3 separate regions of the Homo sapiens genome follow, and regions 1 and 2 are each linked to region 3. The links are chromatin contacts, found by Hi-C or POLR2A ChIA-PET in ENCODE. All regions are on one chromosome and are shown on one strand. The core of a region is the stretch at or near the end of the contact, and the rest is flanking DNA. Distances in the headings are between cores, read along the strand shown.

The links. A loop is a pair of places that touch in the nucleus more often than their neighbours do. ChIA-PET counts read pairs that join two places held with the same protein, here RNA polymerase II (POLR2A). Pooled maps may share reads with other maps.
Region 1: a pooled map shows a loop between it and region 3 (3-fold over the local background). The contact joins two enhancer-like sites. A Hi-C loop is called at or near these places in 1 of 50 pooled maps. POLR2A ChIA-PET finds 5 or more read pairs at or near these places in 2 of 52 experiments (WTC11 and activated T-cell).
Region 2: a loop to region 3 is called in a pooled map, with 9 times the contacts of the local background. The contact joins two enhancer-like sites. A Hi-C loop is called at or near these places in 1 of 37 single-sample maps with no recorded cell type and 3 of 50 pooled maps. POLR2A ChIA-PET finds 5 or more read pairs at or near these places in 1 of 52 experiments (Panc1).

The regions. Positions count from the first base shown.
Region 1 is chr17:57,781,057-57,784,253 of GRCh38, forward strand. No RefSeq gene overlaps it. Among named protein-coding and RNA genes, the nearest start is that of CCDC182, 37 kb to the left of the region's middle. RefSeq lists a silencer at 2,325-2,504. Within about 2 kb of position 1,700, at least 6 of the 41 ENCODE cell types and tissues checked have a DNase peak (open chromatin) inside an H3K27ac peak, as active enhancers do.
Region 2 is chr17:57,002,695-57,005,576 of GRCh38, forward strand. All of the region lies in intron 12 of SCPEP1 (serine carboxypeptidase 1), which reads left to right. Among named protein-coding and RNA genes, the nearest start is that of SCPEP1, 26 kb to the left of the region's middle. Within about 2 kb of position 1,533, at least 3 of the 41 ENCODE cell types and tissues checked have a DNase peak (open chromatin) inside an H3K27ac peak, as active enhancers do.
Region 3 is chr17:57,355,879-57,358,758 of GRCh38, forward strand. All of the region lies in intron 5 of MSI2 (musashi RNA binding protein 2), which reads left to right. Among named protein-coding and RNA genes, the nearest start is that of MSI2, 100 kb to the left of the region's middle. Within about 2 kb of position 1,578, at least 23 of the 41 ENCODE cell types and tissues checked have a DNase peak (open chromatin) inside an H3K27ac peak, as active enhancers do.

The DNA of each region.
Region 1 (3,197 bases), core at 450-2,949, 430 kb after region 3:
TTGGCATCTATATGGGAAACCCTTTGGAAAACAGCTACAGACCCTTCTGCAAATCTCAGCCCCTCGGCTTTGGGGTATGAAAGAACAGGCCTTGAATTCTAGCTTCGCCATGCCTGACCTGGATGTGTGACCTCAGGAAAGATACCTACATTCTCTGAGCCCCATTTGATTCATTTGTAGGTTAGGGTAGGGGATGGCCATCCAATAAGTGTTGCTAAAAAATACCAGAAATAATTTTTGTAATGTACACTGTGCAATAATTGGCACATTATAGGTTCTCATAAAAGGCATTTTTACTTATCAAATTACATTTTCTGAGCACCCTGATGACGGGAGGGCAGTAAACTGGAATCAGGCACTAATCTAGAAAGGATGGTTAGTCTGTATGTTTTCCAAAGCAAAAAGAATCATGAGTTCTATTTATAGGCTCTGATGCATTCAGCCTTCAAGAAGCAACTCAAACCCAGGCCTCCATCCCATCAGCACCATCCCTGCCCCCTGCCCCAGTCCAGTGTTCCTGACCACAAAAGCCTGAAGCACGCCCTCTCTCCCCTAGACAAGGGGAGCAATCACTGTCAGAACCACTCACTTGATAATTAATCACAAAGGGACCTGTGACATCTCTTCTTCTGTAGTCGAAACTGATATGTTCACTGTTCCCAGATACTGAACTCCCCACGTATTTGGATCTCGTCTCTTCAACTAGATTACAAGTCCCTTGAGGGTGAGGTGCTTCCTTTACTTTTCGCATTCGATAGGAGATTGATACTTGTCGCACTTTGAATTTTTGTGTTTGTTTAGATCTAGTCCACAGGAAGTACAGCTACACTTGGCAGGCGCAGGGTGGAATAGCTGTAGTTCTAAACAGATCAGGACAGCTCTGGGACTGGCTGCTTCCAAGAGGGAAAGGCAAAATGCAAAGAACTCACAGCAGGAGGGGGCTTTCTGTGCCCCTCAATGTGTGGCTCTAACCACATCAGTGGGTGGAGGGCAACGCGATGCTGTCAAATCAGGGACCAGGTTTGTGTCTGGGGTGATGCCAGGACACTGGTTGCTTCCTGCCACCCACAGCTGCATCTGGGAGTCCTGGGCAGCAGCCACCTGGGGAAGCCAGACTTAATCAGGAAGTGTGGGGGCTGTCAGCAGGGGCAAGGGGCCACGCAGCCAAGCCAATTCTGGAATCTTTTGGAAAGAGGAAACATCCGGCTCCTCCTCCCTCACATCTCTGCTTCTGGGTCTGGGCTTGTGGGTCCCAGCTTGGGCTAAGGAGGGCCATGCTCCGGGTGGGAGCAGCTGTGTCCCCACCCCCTCCTTCCCATGCGACTTGAGGCCCTCTGGTCAGGACTGGAGCTGTCACATGCAGCCAGCAGCTGTGGTGGCGCCAGGCTCAGGCACCCACCACATGGCTTCCTTTTTTTTTCTGAGATGGAGTCGCCCAGGCTGGAGTGCAGCGGTGTGATCTTGGCTCACTGCAACCTCCGCCTCCTGGATTCAAGTGATTCTCCTGCCTCAGTCTCCCGAGTAGCTGGGATTACAGGCACGCACCACCCTGCCCTGCTAACTTTTATATTTTTAGTAGAGACGGGGTTTCACCATGTTGGCCAGGTTGGTCTCAAACTCCTGACCTCGTGATCCACCCACCTCGGCCTCCCAAAGTGCTGGGATTACAGGCCTGAGCCACCGCGCCCAGCCCACATGGCTTCCTTTTGATTTGGGGCCTCCCTGGCCAGCTGTGCCTCCCCCGCTACCAGGGCAGCAAATGGCCAGTGGTGTCCTCGCAGAAGGGGCGGAGGAGGGCGGGGAAGGATTAATGCCACCTGCTTCCCTCCTCGCCCTGTTTCATGTGACATGCACTTCAAAGCCACAGGACACTGCTGCCCTTCTTTGTTGCATCCCTGCAGATACGGGAATCTGATTTTCCCAACTAGGAATTTGTATTTCAGCGGTTCTAGTGCTTGGGATCTTAGAAAGAAGCTTGCTCAGAAAGAACTTAGGAAACAAAGCGATGTTTGAGTGCCTGCCCCGCAGCGGATCTACCCGTTCCAGGAGCTGAGCGAGACACCTACCACCTGCCAGACCCAGGGCATAGCCGAGGGCCTTAGCCTGCTGTCCCCACCGGGTCCCCACTATTTTAACACCAACACCCTGAAACCATGGGCCACCACCCCCCACCTCTACCCCGCCCCTACCCCACGACCCTTTCACCAGAGCAGAGGTTTTTCACAAATCTCCATAGAGATAGCTTTGCTAGCAGCAGCAGCAGCAGCAAACTCTGATGCAGAATGAGGAAGGGGAGAGCCTGGGGGTGTGGGTGGCGGGGGAGGGAGTCGTCGCAGTCCGGGAGCCAGGCTCTCGGCGCGTTGGGTCCGCCTCTCGTGACAGCAGAGCGCCCCCTGCTGCCCGAGCCCGGGTGGTGTCGCACAGCCAGGTCGGGGAGGGGGCGGAGCTGCTTCCTGGCACAGCGGGTCGCCCAGACGGGCGGGAAGAGGATGCAGTCTCTCGGTACTGAAGTCTGCCTGCAGTGGCCAAGGTCTGCCGCAGCCCCTCTGGGTTGGGGGCAGTTCTCTAGGGCGTCCTGGTTAGGTCAACGGGGGCTGGTTGGGAACCTGGCTCTACCATGCACCGCCTGCCCCGCTATGGACATATGGTTTAACCTCTGAAGCTTCTGTTTCTTCATTAAATTGAGATCATCAATTGTACCTGCATCACAGTGATGTTTTACAGAGATAATTCATGTAAAGCACATCCTAAGGTTTCAATAATAGTAGCTTATTATTATTGATTCAGCTGACACCTCTACAACTAAGTGATAGAACAACTGAGAGGGTCTGGTAGACAAAAGTCAGGGGATTTGTTTTTTCAAAGCATTTTCATCATTAAATGGATCTGATCTGGTCGCATGGGCACATTTGAGGGACATGCAACTTTGCCTAAAGGGGAAATAAATGCCAGAGATATTCACAGAAACATCAACCACAAACAATTACTGAACACATTGATCAATGCTCTAAGCTGTACAATAAAGAAAAGGGAGGAAAGTTATGTTTAGGGCAGCTCAGCCCTGCATTCTCAAATCTTCCCTCTTCACTGGATATCTATTAACTACAAACATGCTGAAACATCTCCCATATAAGAAAGCAAACAAACAAAAAAACTCCTTGCACCCTATCTCCCTCCAGCTAGCCCCTTACACCGGA
Region 2 (2,882 bases), core at 283-2,782, 350 kb before region 3:
AGACTCTGTCTCAAAAAAGAACAAAAATCAACCGGGCACGGTGGCGCATGCCTGTGGTCTCAGCTGCTCAGGAGGCTGAGTGAGGTGGGCAGATTGATTGAGCCTGAAAGTTAGAAGCTATAGTGAGCCAAGATCATGCCACTGCACTCCAGCCTGGGTGACAGAGCGAGACCCTGTCTCAAAAAAAAAAAAAAAAAGAAAAATTAAAAAAGAAATACTTAGGGCTTGGGAGTGTTTTGAGTTTCCTAACAAAATTCCGCTATTAGCACTAGAGACTGCGAGCACAAGGGTGAGTGGTGCCCAGTCCCTGTCCTCAAGGAGCTTGTGGTCTAGAGACAGACAGGCAAGGAGACTGTCAACAGCTGGCTTGGCCCAGGGAAGGGTGCCCTGCCCAGGCATGCAGATCTGGAAGATTGTGCCCCACGTGATGCGTAGGAGTGATTTAAGGAAAGAGGAGGAGGTGGGGAGCATGGAGAGCAGTGAATACAAGGTCCACAGGAGCCTCAGACAGCGAGGACTTGGAATGGACACTGGAGGGAGGTGGCTGCAGAGGGGGAATTTTCATACCACTCTAAGGAGTTCAGACAGTAGGGCACCAAGCAGGGGTTTTAAGCAAAGGAGTGAAATTAACAGATTTGTCCAAGAAATACCATTCTAGCAGTAGAGGGCATGGGGCAAGCCTGGGGCCAAAGACCAATCAATGAGGCTGTCAGGTAAATCCAGAAAGGAGGAAAGTAGATGGATTTGGTGAAGTGTAAAGAAGGGAAAATTGGCAGGACTTGGTAATCATTTGGGGTAGAAAAGAACTGAAGGGTGGCTTGCAGGTTTCTGCTCCAGCATTGTGGTTTGCGATGGAGGGAATTTGCACAAGCTGAGTTTGAATTGCCTATAGAACAGAAGGCAGAAGAAGAGCCTACAAATGAGACTGAGAAAGGAGCAGCCAGATAAGTGAGAAGGGAGACCAGGGATGCGTGGCATCCCCAAAGCAGGGAGGGGCCCGCAGTGCTAAGTGAGAACTCAGGGGAAGGGCTGAAACGTGAGTGATGATGTGCTTACACCGATGTCCTTGGCACCTGCGTTGGTGAGATATTTTGGTGAGGTGGCAAGCTCAGAAGCCAGATTGGAAAGACTGGAGAAAATGAATGAGTAGTGAGGAGAAGAGACAGTAGCTTCCTTTAAGAAGCCAGAGAAAGCAGCCCACTCTCAAAAGACACTTAATCTAGGCTGGGTATGGTGGCTGACACCTGTAATCCCAGCATTTTGGGAGGCGAAGGCAGGTGGATCACCTGAGGTCAGGAGTATGAGACCAGCTTGGCTAACATGGAGAAACCCTATCTTTACTAAAAATACAAAAATTAGCTGGGCATGATGGTGGGCACCTGTAATCCCAGCTACTCAGGAGGCTGAGGCAGGAGAATCGCTTGAACCTGGGAGGCAGAGGTTGCAGTGAGCCAAGATAGTGCCATTGCATCCAGCTGGCGAGATAGCGCCACTGCACTCCAGCCTGGGCAACAGAGTGAGACTCTGTCTCAAAAAAGAACAAAAATCAACTGGGCGCGGTGGCGCCTGCCTGTGGTCTCAGCTGCTCTGGAGGCTGAGTGAGGTGGGAGGATTGATTGAGCCTGAAAGCTTGGGTGACAGAGTGAGACTCTGTCTCAAAAAGTAAATCAATAAATAAACAAATAGACTTAATCTAAAGGGAGAACAAACAAGGCAGCAGGGCACAGAGGGAGAGGGCATTATTTATGGCTCTCAGGATCTGAGTACCTTCAATATTGACTAAAAGAAAGAAAATTAGAACGTCTTAGAGCAAGCACTGTTACAGGTTGAGTACCCCTTATCTGAGATGTTTGGAACCAGAAATGTTTCAGATTTTTAATTTTTTTTTTATTTTGGAATATTTGCATATCCATAATGAGATATCTTGGGGATGGGACCCAAGTCTAGGCAATGGAATTCATTTATGTTTCATATACACCTTATACACATAGACCGAAGGTACTTTCGTACAATATTTTAAATAATTTTGTGCATGAAGCAAAGTTTGTGTGCACTGAGTTATTAGAGAGCAAAGGGTGGCTATTTCAGCCACCCATGGCTCTTCAACCAATCTGTGGTTGTTAGGCATCATATCATTTCTGACTCCAAATTTATATGCTGCCGATAAGCAATCTTTTTCTTGCATGTAGTCACACATAAGTACTTCACAGTAAGAAATACAACATACCATTAATACAGTGGAAAAGTTGTGTGTTCAGAGTAACTGAGCAGCACAGTAGCATGACCAGAATACCTGTGTCAGCTGCTAGACAACAGCAACAGCAAGCAACAGCAGCTTTCGGTCTCTACCTACAATGCTGTGTTTTGATTAAAAGGTTACTGTACTGTAACCCCCTTGGGGATGCAGAAATAAACTGTGTGTTGTGCGCCTGCATTTTGAATGCAGCCGCCCATGGGGCAGGTGTGAAATGTTCCACTTGTGGCCTCATGGTGGCACTCAAAAAGGCTGGAATTGTGGAGCATTTTGGATTTTCCAATGAGGGATGCTCAGCCTGCCCTAGAGAGAAGTCCCTGACGAGGCTGGTAGGAAGGCATGGAACAAGCCAACCACGCGCTCTGTATACTAGAGTTCAGGCCCATTTCCTGTTGGTTTGTCACATATAGAACAACAGATCAGTTGGGGACAGGCTTAAAATAGCCCTTGGAGACTGTTGTTAAGTCGTCCCCAAACCACTTCCCCTTTCATTGATTAAATGACATTTTAGGATAACCCACCTTGCCTGTGCCTCCTGGGGACTCTTGGCAGAAGAGTCAAGGATGGGTGTGCCATAGAGAATCATGGAGCCAGGGAATTACATAACGGGGAGACCATATACTCCAAC
Region 3 (2,880 bases), core at 328-2,827:
CTATGTTTCCCAGGCTAGGACATGGGCTATGTTTCCCAGGCTAGAGTGCGATGGCACAATCTCAGCTCCCTGCAACCTCTGCCTCCCGGGTTCAAGCAATTCTCCCTGCCCCAGCCTCCCAAGTAACTGGGATTACAGGCACCCACCCCCACGCCCAGCTAATTTTTTCTGTTTTTAGTAGAGTTGGGTTTTCGCCACGTTGGCCAGGCTGGTCCCGAACTCCTGACCTCAGGTGATCTGCCCGCCTCAGCCTCCCAAAGTGCTGGGATTACAGGCTTGAGCCACCGTGCCTGGCCAGTCTTTTTTAATCTTTTGCTTAGGAAAGAGAGTGACGGGGAAAGAAAGGTTTAATTCTGGACCTTACTACCCACACATACCAGATCTCCCCTCTTTGCATAACTTCTTTTTTGGCGGGCATGTTTCTTCATTTTTATCTTCTTGATAACTTTGATGCCCTGGTTGGACTCTTAAGCAGATTATCCTTGGGTGGGGACGTCAGCAGGGAGAACCACCCCAGACTAAGACAAGTTGTGTTTTGTCTGTCAGCCAAAAGCACTCTTAGCAATCCGACATAGACATCATTTTAGATGTACAGAGAAGAAAGAACAACACAGTATTGATAAGATTTCAGCAAGATCCCCCCTCCCCCAAAGACGAAAACACACAAAACTTAATGCATTGCTCTGTAATGCCTTGGTTCCTAGTTTCCTAATTAGGCCTGTGGTTTAGCAGAGTGCACCATCTCAATACACAGATGGTTTTTATGTAAAAAAATTTTTTTCAAATGTTAATTTCCAGTGACTGATGTTTTATGCCTAAATCATTTTCCATTGTTTATATTTGATAAGAACTGTATTTGAACTGCTCCTTTATAAGTTGGAGTCTTTTGTAATGGGATTTAACTTACTGGTTTTACAGGTGTATGAAAATGTTAAGCCGTGTATTGTATTTGAGAGTTTGAAAATTCTTCGTTGCAGCTAATTTAAGAAAAAAAAAATTAAACAGGTGATTAGCAGCTGCTTTCGGTTTTGAATGTCCTCGCTTTGGGGTTTTGTGTTTGCTTATTCGTGTGCAAATTGGTGTGGTTATTTTGGACCGGTTGAGACGCTCCAACATTGCACCTCCCAGGCCAGCTGCCCAGGGCCCATTCAGTAGACCCTTCCCCGCTTCTCGGGGCTGATTTGTTCTCATCTTGTGTGCTCGAGAGCTTGCTCTCTCCTTAATGATTCAGGCCTTCCTGAGAAAACAAAGCAGCTCTGGCCCCGTTTCTCCTTGAGGACAGCCTTGTTCACTGCCACAAAGACCCTGCTTTCTCCCCAAGCAGAGGAACTGCCTCTCGGGGCAGCCAAGAACCACAGACCCAGGCGGCTGCAGCTCCTACTTCTGAACTTCTGGTCTCCCGAGTGACAGCTTCTGCATGGTCTTAAGCTCCAGGACCCCCAAGGCCACCCAGAGTCAGAGTCCACCGCCGGTGGGAAAAACAACATTAGGAAGTGGGTGGTGTGGTGTAGAAGGGGCTGCTTAGAGCTTCTGGCCTTCGGAGCTGGATCCAGCCACTTGAGCTTCATTCGGCAGCACACAGACACCTCCCCTCCCTCCTGCTCTGCCCCAGACCTTGTGCTTTCTTGGCACCGCTGGGTCGTGCCTGCTCAGACCTGGTCAGTGTGCTTGCCAGGGCGAGGAGAGCTTTGCATAGGCCGCTGCTGCTTACTTATTAACGATGACGCTGGTGGGAGCTGCGCCACCAGCTCCCTATCCAGGCCTTTGTGGTTGCATCCTGTTCACATAAAGGTGAAATCATGACCTGCCCGACTTGATTTTTCAGTTGAGGGGCTTTTGTGTATGTGTCGTTCTTGATCCAGTAAGAGGATTGTGCTTTCATTCACAAAGATTTGATCAGTAAATAGGAAGAGAAAATACTCAAGGGAGAAATGCTTAGTGTTCCGATTAATACATTAATCTTTTTTTTTGATGAGCTGAAGGTGCTCTGTTGTTTCTCTTGACTGAGTCTTTGCCCTTACCTTTGACCTTAGTGACTTGATCATCCAGCCAGGATCTCTGTACAGCCCCATCTCCTTTCTGAGGTCTTGTGGTCACACACATGCTTTCCTGCTTCTGTCTTGAATGATACTCAGTGAACCCCACAGCTTTGGGGGCTGCTATTTGAGGCACCACACTTGGCAGGCTTGGCTCCCACGGGGAGTTGCAAAGCTTGCAGTTATAGACCTTGGCAACTATTTGCCCTTAAAGAAAAGCATCAGTGAAAAGTTGAGGGCAGAGGGAAGAAGAGAAAGATCTTCGTGGGTTTTTCTGTGTGTGTGGGGGGGTGTGTGTGTGTGTGTGTGTGTGTTTATGGACAGCATTTGTACCTGTAAAACCAGAATGACTCCTTCAGGCATTTTTTCTCCTGGGTGGTTGCATTCATGGGCTGAAGCTGGCTCTTCTGAAGATTGCAATGATATTTAAGGTTAAGGGCTTGCCAGGTAACACCTTGAATGACTCAAGGCTCTGAGGCCAGGCTGCGTCCATTTGAAGGAAGGAAGCATCTTTTTCTGATTCATGCAAAGGCATCTTATGGACTAATGGTCATCCTAGAAAGTCATCACTAGTACAAGGATCTTTTGGAAAAGTGAGATTGGAGAAGGTTGAGTATGAAAGTGATGTATTAGAAAGGTGAATATGGGATGTGAGATCCTAGTCATTAGCGTTTGGAGGGGGCCTTGGAGGTTTGTTAGATCAAAGCTTTCATTGTGCAAATGAAATGGCCCAGTGAGGTTAAAAGAGGGAAGGTCACACAAATTCCATGAAAACCATAAGTACAAGGTTTGAGGAAAATAATTTTAGGACAAATAAAAGAAGTGCTGATTTTCATTGCACTTC